2 separate regions of the Mus musculus genome follow, and region 2 is linked to region 1. A link is a loop called in an ENCODE intact Hi-C map of the cell type or tissue named here. Cell type or tissue: heart. All regions are shown on one strand. Each heading gives the region's core, and the rest is flanking DNA. Links, peaks and the distances in the headings are about the cores only. Region 1 holds the start of Sirt4 (sirtuin 4). Region 2 has its middle 3.4 kb from the start of Coq5.

The links. Hi-C counts contacts between places; a loop is a spot of excess contacts. Peaks named below come from ENCODE experiments on the same cell type or tissue, not always from the same donor. Only the 100,000 strongest peaks of a DNase experiment are listed, where the experiment ranks them.
Region 2: it touches region 1 in a loop (2.6-fold over the local background); 2 of 42 quality-filtered maps call a loop at or near these places.

What each region holds. Positions count from the first base shown.
Region 1 is chr5:115,482,016-115,484,923 of GRCm38, forward strand. It overlaps Sirt4 (sirtuin 4), which reads right to left and starts at 2,469. Exons shown (of 5, transcript NM_133760.1): 1 at 2,317-2,469; 2 at 609-1,103. The coding sequence starts at 1,096. It overlaps Gm42007 (a long non-coding RNA gene), which reads left to right and starts at 2,435. Exons shown (of 2, transcript XR_878704.2): 1 at 2,435-2,548. In heart, for the core only: a CTCF peak has its summit at 1,575 (motif pointing right); DNase peaks (open chromatin) are centred at 746, 1,066 and 2,396; H3K4me3 peaks cover 1,602 bases; H3K27ac peaks cover 753 bases; H3K27me3 peaks cover 1,155 bases.
Region 2 is chr5:115,274,871-115,277,778 of GRCm38, forward strand. No RefSeq gene overlaps it. Among named protein-coding and RNA genes, the nearest start is that of Coq5, 3.4 kb to the right of the region's middle. In heart, for the core only: a CTCF peak has its summit at 1,340 (motif pointing left); no DNase peak of the experiment used is centred there.

The sequences.
Region 1 (2,908 bases), core at 182-2,681:
ACACTCTGTCACAAAAACAAACAAACAAACAAACAAGAAGAGGAGGAGGAAGAGAAGAAGACAATAACAACTTTCTTTTGGTGAGAAGAAGAAAAGAAGAAGAGGAGGAGGAGGAAGAGGAGGAGGGGGAGGAGGAGGAGGAAGGAGAGGAGGAGGAGGAGGAAGAGGAGGAGGAGGAGGCAAAAGCTTTCTTTTGGTGAAATAATTCTTTCTTTTTTTCAACCCAAACTCAGGGTTAACAACACTACCCATCAACCTCACAGTGGCTCTTTCTGAAATAAGTCTGAAGTCCTGGGCTAGAGCCACCGCAGGACGCAACCCCACTCACGTTATTTTTCCTGGTGCTGGGAGACTGAGCTCAGAGCTTTGCCCAGGTGACCACTGCACCCGAGCCAGGCAGAAAGCATCCTCTCCTGGCTTGCTCCCTCCCCTGCTCCCGTCCCTACTTCCTCTCCTCAGTTCACTGGGCCTAACTCCAAAGAGAACAACTTGCTCCGGGAGCCTTTGCTTGCTCTCCATCTTAAGATAACCCTGGTCCAGACAGCCAGGGGCCGTTCACCTGGGGGACCACACGTCTTCTTAGGGCCAAACCCCGCAGACTTCTGCACCTGTGCATGCATCCGTGGAGCTCCGTCAGCCGCTGACTCCCTGCTTTGGAGTGCAAAGCGTCCACGTTCTGAGTCACCAACCAGTGCAGCTTCCCCAGTCTCTCCCAGTTGCTCAGAGCCCAGTGTGCTGGGTTGGGTTGGTGAGAGGAGAATTGAGGCCAGCCCACAAAGTTTCGGGCCCAGTACCGCTGGCGGACCGGAGCACTGCGGACGAAATCAATGTGCTGGATGGGTCTCCGGTCAGTGCGGGCGTAAAGTCCCACCTTTTCTGACCTGTAGTCTGGGATGCCGGACTCGGTGGAGATCCCCGCGCCTGTCATCACGAGGAGTTTCTTGGAAAGGCTAATGAAGCGCTGTAACTCTTTGATCTTTTCAGGGTCCAAAGGAGGGCTGGGCGGCACAAATAACCCCGAGGGTCCACAAGAACGCGGCCGGCTGAGGTGGGTGATCCAACGGCCCTTTGTCGGCCTGAAAGTCAATCCGCTCATTCTTATTCTGGAGAGAAAGAAATCCATGAGAGCAGCTGGGTTTTACAAGTCAAGTTAACCCACCAATTGATAGACACCGGAACTCTATTCGACTATGAAAATTTTGCCACGGTGGCCCCGGCCTGGGATTGTAGCACTGGGGAAACAGAAGGGAGGACGGTTCGTCCGGAAGCCCTTCAATTCTCAGCACCTACAATGGTGACTTACAACTATCTTTAACTCCAGTTTCAGGCCCTCGTCTGCGCTCTGCAAGCGCCGAGGAATAAAAGGGATGCGCAAATACACGCGCAGGTAAAATACCCAAACACATAAAATAAAATTTAATTTTAAAAAATTAAATATTTTTTAAAACAAACTTTAAAAAAATTTTTTTTTACTTATTTTATGTATATGAATGGTCAACCTGCGCGTACACCTACTTCCCAGAAGAGGGAAGAACTCATCAGAGATGGTTGTGAGACACCTTGTGGTCGTTGAGAGTTGACCTCAGGACCTTTGGAAGAGCAGGGGGTGCTCTTAACCACTGAGCCATCTCTCCAGCCCTAAAAAACAGACTTTTAATAGCCCATTATTTTTCACCTGCTACTAATATAAACATGTTTTAGTAATATTTATATTTTTGTTAATATTATCTCTCATGGGACTATTTGTTCTATAACTCTACTTGGTTTAAATCAGATATTATTATTATTATTATTATCATTACTTGAGACAGAATTCCCTGTAGCCCAGGCCAAGGAATACAACTAAACCGAATTATATCATTTCTCCAAAAGATTTTTTAATTTTAGTATGTCAGTTTTGTTTTGTCTTTTTCTACACGGTTCTCGGTACCAAATCCAGGGCCTCTGGGATGGACGCTAAGTAATCACTCTGTCTGCTTACCCTGCATTGTAAATTCTGCTACTTGGACACATAAAAATCAAGGCATACAAACTTGCCTGTCTGGTTTTCTAGTTGTAAAGACAAGCCTTTGACACAGTCTTTGACATAATGCGGAGCTATCGAGTGATAGGCACACATATTTAGGCTTGGCTTCCTATCCAAGAAGAGCTCAGGACCCTGCTTTCTCCATGAGATTTCCCAGCTACGTGTGAACGGCTAAACAGTCGGGTTTTGCCGGGATAAATCCTCCTTGTCCCCTCGAGAACAAAAGAGACAGATGGAATCCCTAGTAAGAATGCTCAGCGGGAAACCTTCAGCCGGATCAGAACACTTACCTTCCACAATTCTCACCCAACAGTGGGACTCGCTTGTTACGTGTGCATCTTGGGAAATGTAGTCCGCGAAGCCGATCTAGTTGGAAGAAAACTACAAGTCCCAGAATCCTACGTGTCTCCCACGCCAAGATTCTTGGGCGCTCCTCTACGGATTGCCCGCTGTCTTTCCTGCTCAGCTCAGTTAAGGTTCCGGATATGCTGCTGACGCCTGGGGCAATGATTGCCTTTTGAGGTTCTTGTAGTGTTTGTTTGTTTGTGGCTTGTGTTGTTTGCTGAGAGAGGGTCTGACATATCCTTGTCTGACTCCAAATCCGTGATCCTCCTGGCTCCACCTCCCAAGTGCTCGGATTAGAGGCTTGTGCCACCAAAGAAGTGGTTAATATTTCCCATGTCCTGCGTGCGAAAGAGGATCCAAGCAGTCCTAATTTAGGAATTCGCTCTCTTAAAGAAACTCTTTCACTAGTAGCACAGGACAATAATCTGCCACTCAATAGGCTTAGGCGGAAGAATCACGAGTTCAAGGCCAGTCTGGGTGACTTAGTGAGACCTCGGACTCAAAATAATACTGTAAGAGCACTGGGGCTATAGCTCG
Region 2 (2,908 bases), core at 214-2,713, 210 kb before region 1:
GCCTGAGTGTGGTGAGCATGGCTCTGGCAAGCCCTGCCTTCTCTCCCTATTCCTTCTGCCTTTCTAAAAACCATGAAATTATCTTCCTAAAGCTAGCCCCCAAGGTCTGTTTCCTTATTTGGCCACATCCTGCTCCTGAGGCTGACTACCAAGGTCCAGCTATCAAAGTATTGAAGTGAAGAAATCAGAAGCCTCCTTTGGCTCAGCTAATTAACATGCCCACGCCCACTTAAAGTTAAAGGCCTCATCCTAACATGGGGTTTTCCCTTTTACCTTTATAAACTGCTATTTTCTTTTTCTTTTCTTTTTCTTTTTTATTTTTACTTTTTTTTTTTTTTTTTTTTTTTTTGGGTTTTCGACCTAGGGTTTCTTTGTGTAGCCCTGGCTGGCCTGGAACTCACTCTGTAGACCTGGCTGGCCTCAAACTCAGAAATCTGCTTGCCTCTGCCTCCCAAGTGCTGGGATTAAGGCCTGTGCCATCACTGCCAGGCATCTGCTATTTTCCTATGAGCCATGTCTGTCTCCTCTCTATCCAGAGGCAAGGCTTCTTCCTATGGGACAAATGCCCCTCCCCCTCTTTCCTGTTCCCTTCATCTTCTCCCTCTTCCTCTATCTCCTTCCTATCTTTGTCCCTTATCCCTGCCCTCTCTCCCTCTGGAGGAAATAATCTCCTTTGAAAATTGAGAACTTGGTCTTGGGGGTCCTGAGTGATACTTTTCCTTTCATCACTGGCCCCAAGGAGTTTGTTTTTGTTTGTTTTTGACAGGATCTCACTTTTTAGTCCTGGGTGACCTGGAACTCTCTATAGAACCAGTCTAATCTCAGACTTACAAAGATCCACCTGCTTGTGTCTCCTGAATATGCTGTAATTAATGGTGTATACCGCTATAACCAGTAAAAACTTTTTTTATTGTTGCATTTATTTTTTGTTTGTTTCCTCTCTCTCTCTCTCTCTCTCTCTCTCTCTCTCTCTCTCTCTCTCTCTCTCTCTCGTGTGTTTGTGTGTGCGCGTGTGCGTGTGCGCGCGCGCGCACGCGCATATGGGAAGAGTATATACCATGGTTCACATGTACAGTAAGAGGATAACTTGTGGAAGTCAGTTCTCTCCTACCAGGATGAAATTCAGGTTGTTTCAGGTTGGCAGGAAACACTCAGAGCTATCACACGGCGGCCTACAAGTATCCTTTAAAAAGATTCCCCTGTAACGAGGCTGGAGAGAAGCGCAGTGGTCAAGAGCGCTTGTTCCTTTGGCTGTCGGGATTTGGTTACCAGCATCCTCTTCGGGTGGCTCACAACCACTCCTAGTTCCAGTTTCAGGTGTCTGGCGCCCCCTTCTGGCCTCCGAGGGCACCAGATACGCATGGAATCATTTAGCATACATGCAGGCCAAACACTCATACACTAAACTAAAAGTAAACACCCTGGCTGCTGTGCGGGAGCACGCCTTTAATCCCAGCACTAAGGAGGCAGAGATAGGTGGATCTGGATCTCTGAGTTCGAAGCCACCCTGGGTTCCACGACAGCCAGGGATACCCAGAGAAACCCCTGCCTGGAAGAGACACAAAACAAAACAAAACAAAACAAAACAAAACAAAACAAAACGGACAAGGAAGTTGTAGAGGGCACTTCAGGGGGAAAGTTTTTTTGTTTTTTGGATTTTTATTTTATTTGTTGTTGGTTTGGTTCTTTTGGTATTTTTTTTTCTGAGACAGCGTGTCTGCTATGAAGCTCTGACTGTCCTGGAACTCACTCTGTAGATCAGGTTGGCGCCATACGCCACCTGTCTCTGCCTTCTGAGTGCTGGGATCGAAGGTGTGCACCACCACCAAAGCAGACTGCCCTTCTTTTGTTTTGTTTTTAAGACAAAGTCTCGCTATGTAGCCAAGGCTGGCCTCCTACTCTTAATATTCTTGCCTTGGCCTCCCAAATAATGATCTCTAGTAGTTCTTGTTTGGTTTTATGCTTTTGTTTGTATGTGGCGAGGGATAGTAGGTATTGAATCTAGACATGCTTGGACATGCTAGGCAAAGATTATACCTCAGTCTGTTTCCTACTTTTTATTTTGAGACGGGGCTCACTGTGGTGTCAGAGCTAACCTAGAATTTGGAATTATCCCGCCTCAGCATCCCAGCTCAAGTAGCTGGGGCTACAGAGCTTCACCATCAAGTCTAGGACTCGTTATTCTTCACAGTTACACACACACACACACACACACACACACACACACACACTTTTTTGTGTGTCAACTTGACACAAGCTGGAATTATCACAGAGAAAGGAGCCTCCCTTGAGGAAATGCCTCCATGAGATCCAGCTGTAAGGCATTTCTCAATTAGGGATCAAGATTAGTGGAGGGTCCATTGTGGATGGGGCCATCTCTGGGCTGGTGGTCCTGGGTTCTACAAGAAAGCAGGCTGAGGAAGTCATGGGGAGCAAGCCAGTAAGCAGCACCCCTCCATGGCCTCTGCATCAGCTCCTGCCTCCAGATTCCTGCCCTGTGTGAGTTCCTGTCCTGACTTTTTGGTGGTGAACATCTATGTGGAAGTGTAAGCTGAATAAACCCTTTGCTTTCTTGGTCATGATGTTTGTGCAGGAATAAAAACCCTGACTAAGACACACACACACACACACACACACACAGAGAGAGAGAGAGAGAGAGAGAGAGAGAGAGAGAGAGAGAGAGAGAGAGAGAAGAGCATGCTTCAGTTGGAAAATGTAGTGTGATGTCCAGAAGGAACAGCTAAATCCCAAGGTCTACTCTGACACACAACAGAAGTACAGCAAGTTCTAAAATACTGTGGTGAAACTTTATTTCACAGAATGAAGACACGAGAATGCTAAGTGTGTGGATGAATAATTTCTTCCTTCTGTCATTGATAAAAATGGAAGCGAGGGGCAGAGGATCCCA